Regions from separate parts of the Homo sapiens genome. Here region 2 is linked to region 1. The links are chromatin loops, found by intact Hi-C in ENCODE. Cell type or tissue: endothelial cell of umbilical vein. All regions are shown on one strand. Links, peaks and the distances in the headings refer to the core of each region. The heading gives the core; the rest is flanking DNA.

What was found. A loop is a pair of places that touch in the nucleus more often than their neighbours do. Peaks named below come from ENCODE experiments on the same cell type or tissue, not always from the same donor. Only the 100,000 strongest peaks of a DNase experiment are listed, where the experiment ranks them.
Region 2: a loop joins it to region 1, with 6 times the contacts of the local background. A loop is called at or near these places in 1 of 110 quality-filtered maps.

What each region holds. Positions count from the first base shown.
Region 1 is chr5:13,247,154-13,255,097 of GRCh38, reverse strand. It overlaps the pseudogene RPS23P5. Among named protein-coding and RNA genes, the nearest start is that of LINC02220, 220 kb to the right of the region's middle. In endothelial cell of umbilical vein, for the core only: a CTCF peak has its summit at 4,218 (motif pointing left); DNase peaks (open chromatin) are centred at 2,257, 2,907 and 5,087; H3K27ac peaks cover 3,003 bases.
Region 2 is chr5:13,660,461-13,666,432 of GRCh38, reverse strand. No RefSeq gene overlaps it. Among named protein-coding and RNA genes, the nearest start is that of DNAH5-AS1, 200 kb to the left of the region's middle. In endothelial cell of umbilical vein, for the core only: no CTCF peak of the experiment used is centred there; a DNase peak (open chromatin) is centred at 1,792; H3K27ac peaks cover 1,447 bases.

The DNA.
Region 1 (7,944 bases), core at 1,986-5,985:
ACGATGGCTGTTATTTAAAGGAGAACATTAAGGAACACGTATATACTACAAAATTAATACAGCCATCTTTGTATAACAAAAAATGAAACACATTGTGCAAAACGGACCCTCTGAGGCTTCAGGGATTAGAATGACAGCAGCAAATGAGCAGCGGCACCCATAGCCTTCTTGGGAAAATGGGAATAACAGTTCCCCATAAGAAGTAGTGGAATAGAGTTATTTGCTCCGCAAAAAGAATTGTTCTAAGGTTACAACTTATAGTCTATGGCATGAGGGAGAAAGAAAGTATCAAAATAGCATAAGTGTAAGTGAGGTTACTCTCTGATGTAGTGACAATGACTGTATGTTCAATAACCCTACATCACCAAAGACCTCAGTTATCTGAAATAGTTATGGTTCTGAACTGGGGCCACAGAGGAGTAGAGAAAGGTGGGGGCGAGGGGAGGAAAGGAGAATGAGAGAGAGAAATCTCAACCCAACATTCATAAAAAAATTAATAATATATAAGGCAAAATAAAGCAGAGACAAACAAGATAGGTGAATATAAAAATGATCAATAAAGAATATTGAAATAGGAAAATATATCCAAGTAAAATTTAATAGATAAACTCTAAACTGGATAAAATCAAAGATAAATGTATAAGATTATGCTTCCTGAAGATATTGTCACCTTAGCCCATGCGAAACCTGGTTGACTCTGCCATCAAAATATTGTTTCAGTCCGGGTGCGGTGGTTCACGCCTGTAATCCAGCACTTTGGGAAGCCGAGGCAGGTGGATCACCTGAGGTTTGGAGTTTGAGACCAGCCTGGCCAACATGGTGAAACCCCATCTCTACTAAAAATTCAAAACTAGTTAGGTGTGGTGGCACGCGCCTGTAATCCCAGCTACTCGGGAAGCTGAGGCAGGAGAATTGCTTGAACCCAGGAGGCGGAGTTTGCTGTGAGCCATGAGCTGAGATCGTGCTATTGCACTCCAGCCTGGGTGACAGAGTGAGACTCCATCTCAACCAAAAACAACAACAAAAACAAAACATTGTTTCACCTCAGAATGAATCTCTCAGATTGTAGATGTTCACCACATCTATGAAATACCTTCACAGTAACATCTAGTCTAGTGTTTGACCAAACAACTGGGCATCACACTTTAGTGAAGTTGACATAAAAATTAACCGTCACACAGGCCTTTGTAAAGTCAAGAGAACTCACTCAGAAGGAATTATGGGGAGTGGGAGCTCCAAATCTGCCCCTCAAGAACATAGGCAGGTCCAACAGGAAGCAAGGAATAGGCCATGTATCATTAGGGTCACTTAACTAGAGGTACTACACAATTTTCTATGAAAACTGAGACACTTTTTAAACTGAAAGGGTGCACTATTAATAATTATGTCAGGATACAGATTGAAATCTGGATGCTCTCAATTAAACTGTGGTATTTGCTTACTTAGCTTATAGCTCACACATCAGGCTTTCCTTAACTCCACTCATCAGGTTAGTCACTTGACCACGTATCTGCAGGTGTAAAGAAAGGGGGCAAAAAGAGGGACAGAAGCTTCCATCTCAACATACCCCACATAGGATGGAATTATTGGTAGAAATTTCCCTCTCTGTGGTTTGAGGGGGATTGTGGAGAAGGGGAGCAAAATGTTTCACTAACATGTAGAGAAATATCAACAGTGAATGGTTTGGTGAACAGATGATTGGCATAACTTATATTTAAAGGGCTCCAAAAAGATGATTTTTCCTTACATGTCTGAAGGTTTTCATGATTCCAAGTAGAACAGGGAGGTACTAAAGGAAATGCCATGGCATTGGCAATTCTCAGACTGCAGATGCCCTGAAAATCATATCTCATGCTGTCACTGGCAATCTCTAGCTTATTAGTAGCAATCCTATTTAAATCTTGGAAATCTAGTTTAATTATGCTCAACCAATTAGGTACATGTATATTAATAGCAAAATAAATTTGAATGAAATGAGCAAGATTTAGTGTACCTGGTACAGATACTTTACTTTTTTTTTTTTTTTTTTTAACACAACCTTTATGGAAGTCCTACTGCTTGCTAAATTATTCCCCTCTTTCCTTCTCCAGATACATGTGGGGAATGACCTTTCCGTGCCTGTGCGGTTTATTGGGATTATGTAAGTAATTTTGGTGACACATATCCTTCCAGAACTAGAATTTAATCTCTAATGCATGGTCATTCAGAAAAAAAAAAAAATCATTGTTACAGGGCGACAAATTATATGGTGAAACTGTTGCTTGAATAAACTTGGAAGTCACATAATATGCGTAATAAACATGTTGCTTCAGCGGTAGAGTTTGGGAAGCAGAATGCCATTAGTTGTTTTTGCCACTCCATTTGAGAAAGTACTAAAAGCAAGATAACAGAATTGACTGGTTTGAAATCAGGACTAAAGAAAATAGAGGGTACAGATATTCAGATACTTGTAGGTTTGGAAGAAGTAACTGTTTTTCTTTGTTGTTGTTGTTGTTGTTTTATCCGAAATAGAAAAAGACAAATAAATTATGTGAGTACCAAAATCAGATTAAACCTCTGCCTAGAGGCAAGAATCAAAAGTATGGCTTTCACATCCGTTGTTCATCTTTTTAATGGCTTAAGTGCAGATCTATTAATCCTTTTAGTTGGACAAAATAACTTAAAGGAGGAAATACACCAGAGTATGGCCTCTCATGGATATCTGATAAGCTCCAGGTACCAGCAATTATGTCCAGAGAAGGAGAGTTTAAAGTCTTGGAAAGATCTATGTGTATAGCTATTGGAATGTGCTGTTGATTAGAATAACATAGATAAGACTAAGTTTTTGAGAAAGCTATGCTGGCAAAGAGGAAGTTAATTTAAGTCGTACTGCTTTGGACATTATGCAATCTTGAACCCTCATGTTTATATTGGAAGAGGACAATCTCAGGAAGCTTTTCAGTCCCAAAACAGATGTGGCGGCCATGAGGAAGTGCAACTCAGATCGCCACCTGCAGAAGCCTATGACCAAGCGCTTAGTCGCTGCCCTCTGAAATCGTGGCTGTGTATGTGCTGATGCCACCATCCCACAGGCTGCTCCCAGTTGTGCCTGAATATGCCAGGGATCCTAAGCCAGGCTCATTCCTGGGACAAGAGACCCCTTTTCTGGGTGACTTAACCCCCAAAACTCACAGATGTTTGTGCCAAAATTGTCTTAGCCTTGCTTTGCATTTTAAGAAACTTCAGCCCTCCCTTCCTTCCTTCCCTCTTTCCTTGCTTCCTTTTCTCTCTCCTCCTCTTGGGGTCAGACCTGCGTCATGATCTGAAGGTTCCCCAGCCTCCCTGAGTGCCTTTTCCATTTTTTTTTTCTCACAGGCATTACTTTCTAAGAAATTTATTTCATGTTTAATACTCTCCTAGCATCTGCTTATCAGAGGACTCAATCCAGAGGGAATGCTCCCCAGTGCTCTCCAATGCTCTCTTCAGAGATGACCTAAAAGGATGATGGAAAGTATAGGACTTCCAGAGGTTACAAACAATCGACTGAAGGTTTCCTCCTAAGGAGAAAGATTAGAGTATAATAATGAATATTCCTTTTCCCTTAGAAACTTCTGTCCAGACCCAGAAAGTTAACTGCTTAATATTTCATATTCTTTCTATTTTCTAAATAGAAACATGTATTGAAGATAGCCTGTTTCAAACCCACGCTTTTTTACAGGGTGGATTGAGGACAAATACCTTGTCTTCAAGTGTACAATTAGCTCCTCTGCATCAAGAGGAACTAATTCCAAACTGGAAGTATAGACTAATTCAGTCGGGGTCTAGTCAGAAGAAAAAAAAAATAATCGCAAAACACCCCAGTTATTTTAACTGAGAATTTAATATAAAACATCATTTAGTAGTATTAGGGAAATGAAAAGGCAATAAAACACAGAAACATCACATAGAGAGTATGTGATGCTTTCTTTTCTAAAGAAAGTTAATACCACTCCTAGAGTTTGGAAACTGTAGGAAAAGTTAGAATTATCTCAGAGCTGGGATTCAGCCTGGTAAATTTCAGACTGATACATTTCAGACTGGTGGATTTCAGACTGGTACATTCGGAGGAAGAGCTCTCTGGAGATGGAGTTGTGGGGTATGTAGGAAACTGATGCTCCTGTTTGTGAAGGGGCAAAATGAGACTCTTTTGGGAGTGTTGAAAAACTACAGGTTGTAAGTTGCTCTTACTCAAATAGCTGCCCCTAGTGGACTGAAGAGTTATTACTGGAGTGAGTTTGGATCAAAGAGCAAGCATTGTGCATTTTATTTTTCTTCTTCCAGTCTCCTTATAGAACCCCCTAATAGCAAAATCTAGCAGGGAGTCAGCTGTTAAAACATAGTTTGCAGAATGTTGGTGTCATAAAAGGAAGTATGGCTGCTGGTTTTCTCTTTTGCTCAGGCCTTTGGCAATGGCAGGATGAACAAATGTTGTGGACTTTGTACTTTGTACCAAGAATCTCCCTGTTCACTGACAGGAACATAAGTGGAATGACAAACAGTACAAGAAAGCCCATTTAGGCACAGCCTGAAGGCCAACGCTTTTGGAAATGTTTCCCATACAAAGAGAACTGTGTTGGAAAAATAGGAGTTGAAGCCGAATGGCCAAATTCTAATATCAGGAAGTGTACTATAGTTCAGCTGATTGAGAATGGCAAGAAAATCATAGTCTTTGTACCCAACGATGGTTGCTTGAACTTTATTGAGGAAAAGATGAATTTCTGGTTGCTGAATTTGTCAAAAAGGTCATACTGTTGTTGACATTCCTGTAGTCCGCTTTAATGTTGTCAGAGTAGCCAATGTCTCTTGGTCCTATACAAAAGCAAGAAGGAAAGACCAAGATCATAATTTTTTGTGGTAAAACCACAGTAGTAATACATTTTTATATGCCAAAAATTAAAATAAATTGGAATATAGAATGATGGGAATCAAGCTGAGAGATCATAGTTTAATAATGAGTGTACTCCCTGATATAGACACCACCATGAATCACTCACAGATCTAAGCCTTTGCCCTCCATGACATGACTGGATGAACAATTATGTTGTCTCACTCAGGAAGTCTGTAAATGTATTTTGCTGGTGAATTGAAGAGTGAAACAAATATGTGTTGATCAGATAGGTAGACTATGCTGGTCTTTACGGTTATTTAAATGCACAGTTTTTTCTCTCACAGTTGTTGACTACAGGATTGGCCCAGTTTCTGACTTCTTGTGATTCATAAAGTAACAAATCCATTTCTGACCAATGAGTTGAGACTGGAGATGCTGTGCATGATGTCTGGCCTGCACATTTAATTTTGATCCAAGTTTCCAGGAGCACTCTCTCCATTATATAAAACTCTAGGAGTAATTCTGCAGAGATCTAAAAAATGATGGCGCTTCATTAGCTGGTATGCTGAGGGACTGACCTGAGCAGTTATCAATGACTCACAAGAGCCATGAAGTACAAGAAAATAAGAATCCTTTGTTATGCTTAAGCCACTGAAATTTTGGGTTGTTTATTAATGCAGCATGCCTAGCCTATTCTGACTGATAATATCTCATGTTTATTTCAAAACTATATCTTACTGTTGTACTCTTCTTGTAGTCATGCAGCAGATTTACTATATCTTTTAATGTTTATTTTGAAAATTGTTTATGTCAGTGCTACTTCTTGTACAAAGAAGATTTGAGTTAGCTGATGAGGATGCAATGTACAAAGATTCTAGATGATGCTTTTGTACATGGACAAAATTGATTTGAGTTGCAGAGCTGTATGAATGTCAGAGGCATTCCACTCGCTTTGAATTCATAAGAAAATTATTATTTTTTATTTGGCCAGAAAGACACACTTTAAATAAAAGCTTAAAGAAATAGAAATGTGTACAATATTTATATTCAGAGTACAAATGCAATGGAACTGTTAGTGGTTGATTATTAATATGGTCTTAAAACCTTGTCAAAATCCAGAAGATTTAATACTATTAAGCATAAGCAACTGAATAATTCATCATTGAAAGTGAACTAATTTTCTTTTTAAAATTTAAAGTACATACATTTAAAAGAAATGACTACGGTGATAGCTTCAAATCTGCATCCTAAAAACAGTACAGAGAGTAGAATAAAACCTTAATTTTAAGTGATCCCACAAAGTACCAAGTGGTCCTCTGAGTCTCTGTTTTCATAATGTTATGCTGGGTATTTTCACAGCAAATATCATTGTAACCTTTAAAAAAGTCAGACTTTTAATTATTAGGATAAAATGGTAGACCTTACTTCATTATGTTACTTTGTATTTCTCAAGTCTCATAATCCATTTAAATAATTGTAGAGACAGCCTCTGGGAATATATGTGAGGAAGAGAAGGCAGTGACTTTCAGGTAACAATGAAAATAATATTTGTTTTTAATTTGTGTTTAAATTGCCATCTCTAAGTACCCACAGTCAGCATTGGCAAAATTAAATAATTACTTAAATACCTTTATTCCACTCCTCCCCGCTCCAGCTCCCCTGAAGTTCAGCCAGATTGGACTCCCAGGTGTGAAAGTTTGAACATGATTCTATTTAAATGTCACAGTTTCCAGAACACACCTCGCATGCCAAGCACATTTTCTTTAATCTAGTCTTAAGTTCTCTAAGGCAACTTGGATCATATCCAGGAAAAACTGAGAAACAAACCTGGATTGGTTAGAGGCAAGGATCTGACTGACTCTGCTTTTCTGCATTTCACAATAAGGTACAATAATTATTTTGCCCAAGACCAGATTAGATAAAGGGACCATTCTAGGGAATTAAATGTGAGGTCACATCTCCCTAAAGTCGTGGTATTGTGCAGGTCTGAATAGGGGACCTCTTTCAGGGAAGTCTTCAGCAGAACGGTGAAGGCAAAATTTGCTTTCTGGTGCTTTATTTCCGTAGCTCTGAGAGTTAGAACTAAAGTTGCATGGTTACAGTTTGAAAAATATTGAGCTGGATTAATTTAAAATTAATGATTGATGACAATTAAGTAGAGAGCAGTATGTGGCAAAAGCCACTCTGTTAAAGGTGAGGATTAATTTACAAATGATGATTCCACTTGTGGAGGACTGTTAGAATTTTAGAAGCATTTTGAATAGATCTTTCCTTTGCAGAACACAGGAAGGATCTAATTATAACAATTTCATGACACAAGCTACTGAAACTCACAAAATTGTAAGTGGAAGCCTAGAAAAAAATAAAAAACCTGTCTTCTAACCTACAGACCACTGCCTGTCCCACTACACTATGCTCATGAGCTTCTAAATAACTGCCCCTTTATTAGGTCCATTGTATACTGTAGGCATGGAGATGAAATATGTTAGACCAAGAGTATTGCTATCAGTCACACATACACCAAGTACTCAGGGTACAAAATGTTTCTGTATTTGTTTCTACCAGAGTTATTTTCTATAGTGATACCTTTTTTTTGTCAGTGTTTTATCTCCTCATGTTGGATTTGCTAGATAACTTTCTCCCACTTTGCTTTACCCTCTGCCCTCAGCTCCTGGCTTAAGAAAGCATGCAGGTCTGGGCTCTCCACAATTCCTTCAGAGAGGCAGAAACTAGAGAAAAATATTCCTCCTTAAAGCTTAAATCTTTTGGTTAATCATATATATATTTTTTACTGTGGAGCATAGGCAATGATAATGATGGCCCTTCCAGTAGCATAAAGATAATATGATATTAAATTAGCAATAACTCTTTTTTTTTTTTAAGACACAGTCTTGCTCCAGCCAAGGCTGGAGTAGAGTGGCACAATCACAGCTCACTGCAGCCTTGGTCTCCCAGGCTCAAGTGATTCTCCCACCTCAGCCTCCCAAGTAGCTGGGAACGTAATAGCACATGCTATTACACCTGGCTATTTTTTTTTAAATTTTTTACATAAATGTTGCCCAGGCTGGTTTCAAAATTCTGAGCTGAAGCAGTCCTCC
Region 2 (5,972 bases), core at 1-4,000, 410 kb before region 1:
CTAGACAGCAGTTTGCTGGGTTGAGGGAACACTGGGCTGTGAGGAAGCAAAGCTGAGTAGGGCCATCACAAGAGGTCAGGAAGGGAGGTCATTGCCTAGTGAATAGGGGACAGAAGAGTGGAAGAGAGGAAGAATGGACCACACTCCTTTCTTTACTCTAGGTACATGGATGATGGGTGTGACCTGTATCAAGGCAGGGGTAAAGTTCTGAAGTATAGATAGAAATAGATCATAACTTTAATGACTGACAGTGCATCCCAATTATTATTGGGATTCCAGGAGGCAACACTTAATATACATATTTCGTGCCTGATTTCTGTTTGAATCAACTGATAGATTCAGAAGTTAGACAGAGGAAGATACAGCATTGTTTTAACTTTGCAGATAAAGCTGGTTGAAGAATGAGGCTTCTGTTGTATTGCACATGACTGCTAAAACCTTATCCCAGAATTCATTTGCCCATCCACTTACAGGCAATGTTGAACAACTGTTCAAGAAGTAGTGAGGGAGGTAGAAGAGAGACAAGGGCTTCCTCCAAAGGACATTTTCTACTTGGATATGTAAGGAGTAGTGAATATGTGATTGGAAAGTGATAGAACCTGAAATTAACTGGAGTCTGAAAGTGACAAGAAAACAATGAACTTCTCCAGAAATATTGGCAAAAGTAGGGACAAGACACTGGAGAGAGCATGTTTGAAGGCAGTCATCGGTTGGCATAAAGTCTTTCCCTAAAACCTAGGAGTTTGGCCCATTTCACATTTCACATTTCAGTTTGCAGAGATTATTTGTACCCATCTTCCATGTAGGGAGAGAACACACAGCCCTAACTTGTTTCTAAGTGTGAAGGATGGTCTCTCTTCACTTACTTATTTCACTTCATTATTTATTTATTTTATTTATGCTTTCCTCCTTCCCAGTTCTCCCACTGATTGCAATGTTATTCAAGTTAATTTTCATAAATAAATTATTCCAACAATGGATTAAGTATAAATTAGTTGACATAATTGTGCATTCATTTTGGTAAATACAGAATGTGACATTAAGTATTTTATGCTAACATAAGCTCTTGGTTTCTTTGATCATTAACATTTTCTGAATAATAATAAATCACATCTTTCTCATTATCCTTTAGGTTCCTTTAAAATCCATGAATTTCATTGGAGAGTGATAGAGGAAAACAAAGATCATTCTTAGCTAGATTCCTGTATGGAATACAACAAAATAGAAAACACACACACTCACGGCTTCCTTTCTTAATGAAAGTATGTTTCATTCCCATTAGTAGATCATTTTTTCTGTCTTAATTTTGAGGCACTTCCCAAAACAGCAAGATTGAATGTAGTTATTTAAAGGAATTCAAATCTTGAAAATTGGTGACTCCCTTCCATTCCATAACTCAAAGTAATCTGGGGCTCAAAGAGCATCCTAAAGCTAAAACAATTTATTTTAAAGATAACTTGCAGAAGGAGTATTCTTAATCACTGTCTTCTTTTCCATTTTCTCCCTCATGTTTCATTTCCTTCCTTGTCTTTCCCCCATTCTCCTTCCTCTCTCCAACTCTTCCCTCCTTCTCATCCTCCTTCTTCATACCTTCAACAGATTTAGACTTGCAAGGTCCTTAGGTTCCAAGACCCTGAAGGGAGAGTGTCCTTTTCCTGGGAATCCCAGCAAGGCCCTTGGAGGGCTTTGCTTGGCCTGGCTCAGGTCCCATCCAATGTATATGAAATGGCCTGAAGGATGTGACTCTGATGGGTCAGGACATGGTTATGATGTAAATCTGGAGAGTGGGAAACGTGGTGAGTCACAAGGCATGAGCAACAGGAAGGGGTGGTTCACAGAAGCATCAGAAATATTCTTTTGCCAAACAAAGTGGGGAATGGATGCTGGCAAGAAAGAACAGTGGAGTACTTCTACAGCTGTCATCTGTGTGTGTGTGTGTGTGTGTGTGTGTGTGTGCGCACATGCACTCGTGTGTGTTTAACCCAAGGGCTATGCTAAGAAAGCCCTTTCCCAGTACAAGTGTATAATATTTTTATGTTTTTGCAATTATATTTAATGTGATAAGAATTTGTTCTGGGGTTAAGTAGTGGTATCTTTTGAATCCATTTTTTTAAAGTGGCCAATTTCTGAAGATGGTTTCTTAAATAATTCATAATTTCTCAACTGATTGTAAGAGTTTGTTTTTTGTTTTTTGTTTTTTAAGTTAAACTGCCCTACACACACCCAGAACCAATAGAGGACTGGTCTTTGCATGATTTGCTACACTGCCCTTCCTGTCAGGAAAGTTCACAGTTCCTTTCTTCCTTCCACCCAAACTTCTTGTTTTGTTTTTGTTTTTGATTTTGGCTGATGTTACTTTCCTATTGAGTAAAATGGGAGCTGAACATGGGCATAGACATGAGTGTATTTGAAAAGCAAAGAAAAGAAAGGAACAAGGTTAGAGCCACTTAGTTGTTAAAAAAAAAAAATGCCCAGAGAAGTTTTCTCCATCTGTTGCTGCGTGTCGGCACACTGGAGAGACTTCCAGCAATGGGGGGTGTGGGGGTCACAGATCTAAGGGTTAGAAGCCAATGCCCAAAGGAGTAGGGGTGCTCTACCAGGGATGCGGGACTACAAGTAAGAGGTGGTCAGTGCAGCTCCTTGTGTCACAAAGTACTCTTGCATTCTGGCCGCTGGATTTTGACATGAGGATCGTGGACCCCCAGGAAACAGTGTGGATCTGGAAAGGGCAGAGGGCTTTCCTCTTCAGATGTGGTTGGTTATGGACTTGGCACATGTGGTTTGGCTGATCTGCTCTTCCAGAAGGTAGTTTGCCCAGATGTGATCTGCTTGTGGGCATGCACCACCTGCAGTGTGGCTGTCCTATGTGTCATTGCTCACTTTCTTGTACTTGCTGAGCGCAGGGTCCTCTTTGGCAAGCACAGTGGATTGCTGGGTCCTGCAGTGCCTGAGGGGCTCATGGCCATGGCCAGGACCAGGATGGCCACCAGGATCCTGGGTTGCATGGGGACCTAGCCATGGTCTGCTCAAATGCAGAGCACCTAGCATGGAGCTGCAGCCAGCTGTAGGGGTGTGAAGGGGGCCTAGTAACATCTTAGGTGACTCCCTAGTTGGGTTCTTATAGCCCCTAAGGTATCAGGGGATCCCAATAGCCATAAGCCCAACTTTAGCTTGCCCTTCTCTGAAGACCACTGTCATGGCAGCATTTGGATAACCAAGAACTTTTTGTTTTACATATATCCATTTCTTTACCCACTTCAAATCAACTTAAAATCGACAAGTATATAGGTTTTCTTGGCCATCTTTAGGAAATAAGATGGGAGCAGAGACTTTCCTGCACATATTTTAAGGCATAAGAAATTAATTTAAAATAAGAACATTAATTAAGTATTCCATGATGGAAATAGCAGTAGATATCAAGTCAGAATACTCTTATTTATTCTGCTTGATAATAATCTGCTTGACCTTGGGCTTGTTGCCTAACTTCTAAGCATCAGTTTCCTCATCCACAAAGTGAGAGTAATACTGTGACTTGCAAGGTTATTTTAAAGATTAAATGAGACTTCTTGAATATCATTATCAATCTGGCAGTGTGTTCACATTGATGAGTCAATGCTCAAGTAGATGTAACTCATCTTCAAAGCCTCAAAATTCCTCTCATGTATCCATCATTGCCAAATTCTTTATAAATGTAGGAAACAGTATAGGAAACAGTTTAGCATAGCTTGCTCATGTTAGTAAAGTATTCTCTATGTCTGTTCTAGCACTATTTATAGTGCTATTCAAATCCAGGTCCTTGAATTTAAAAAATGAATGGAGGACAAATAAGTTGATAAGATTATAACTGCCTGGCTCATGGTAGAAGTTTCTCAAATGGGTGTTATTTTAAAATGTAATCAAGACAATTGAAATAGGTGTTCAAAACATGTGGCATACTATCGGCAGTAAATATTCTGGCCATACTCCCCGTGGAAGAATTAGTTTTAAAACTTTAAATAGTTATGTGTCTGTAATGCTCATGCACATGGGCTTATGTTATTCATGTTACCTATTTTGTAGCTTCTTGAAACTAGCTTTCCTCTGCCACATTTCCCTTCTCTTCCTGAAGGGCATGCACACTCTTCTGAGTGGTGGGAGTGTGTGAACATGCCAAAAGAAGTGTGGGGTCCTGCAGTTTGTGATGGCGAATGGGCAGTGGTTGCCTCCATTCTCAGGGCTCTTCCTTGGAGCTATTTCTTTTTTTTTTTAATTTTATTTTTTTTTATTATACTTTAAGTTTTAGGGTACATGTGCACAATGTGCAGGTTTGTTACATATGTATACATGTGCCGTGTTGGTGTGCTGCACCCATTAACTCTTCATTTAACATTAGGTATATCTCCTAATACCATCCCTCCCCGCTCCCCCCACCCCACAACAGGCCCCGGTGTGTGATGTTCCCCTTCCTGTGTCCATGTGTTAGGGCACCGGCTGCACTTAGGTGTTGTCGGGTTAAATTAAATATACACCAGTTAGCATTTTCCAAGCAAAATTATATATGTGGGCACTGTCATATTTTTTAAATGCAAGCTGAATATGAGTGGGAGTCTGGTATTTTTGGATCTCTTTTGTGCAGACAGACTTGAGAGTGGCTCCTAAGATCCCCACCTCCTGGTGTTCAGTCTCACAAGTGATCCCCTTCCCTCAAGTGTGGGTGTGGTCTGTAACTTGCTTCTAGCCAATAGAATATGGAAAAAATCTATGTGATTTTTATGTATGTGGTTCTATGATTATATATATTACATAAAATTTCAGCACTGGTTAGCTGGGATCTCTTTCTTCCTTGTTGGCTTTGAACAAGCAAGCTTCCATGAATTGAGCAGCCTGGTTGGGGAAGCTCACATTGCAAGGAATTCTAGGCAATCACTAGTTGCTGAGGGCAGTCCCTGTCCTACAAACAGCAGGAAAATGAGGCCCTTGTTTCCACAGTGACAAGGGAATGAACTCTGCCAACAATCCGACAGAGCTTTGAAGCAGGTCCTACCCAGTTCAGCCTCTGATGAGAACACAGACCCAGGCAACACCTTGATTTTAGCTGTTTGGGACCCTAAGGCAGAGGCCTCAGCTAAGCCATGTTTAGACTCCTGACACACAGGAATTACAGGACTATCTACAGAACCCTTAGATAATAAATAGGTGGTGTTTTAAACTGCTAAGTTTGTGGTTTTTGCTTATGTATCAATAGATAACTAATACATTTTCCCCCATATTTTTCACCAGATCAAATGCCCTGTTGTTAGTTAGCATCTGATAAGCCAATGAGTTGAAGTAGGAAATTCTCTTAATCCATATGTATGCAAAAGTTTGCTATAAAGGGATAAATAAGTCAGCATTTATGGGCCAATGATATATTAAAAAGTGTGTGAAAAGCACTGGCCTGAGATTCATGTTCTAGGTTCCAGGCTTAACTCTAACATCTTATGTCATTCTCATCTTAGACCTTTCTATTTCTTAACTTAAAAATGAAAATTTTGAATCAGGCAAATCTTAAGCTCCACTGTAGTTGTAAATTGTATTACAGGGTTTAAATTTACAGCTCTAAGAACTAGAACTTTGTTAGCTCTAGTTAACTGTTAAATAAATCTCTTGTTTGTTTTGGAATTCCTGATGCTCATAAGTGTCTGGTTGGGAATAAAAGGGCCTTACTTAATGACTGAAGAGAGCACATTAACTTCTCAGTAGAAACCAGCTGTTTAATTTACATAATATTTTTAAAATCTCATCTTTTTTTTTTTAAGCTGGGAGATCTATCAGCAGGAATATGACAATTTAGGTACAGCCTGTTAAGTATAAATAGATTTTCTCCATTCATTACCATATTAAAGAAAAGAGGAACTTCTTTCCAAGCTGAAAAATGTGAAATGTTTTGGCCTTTATACATTTCCTGTCCAAGAAAAAAATTAAAAAAGAAAGAAAGAACAAAAGAAAAACAA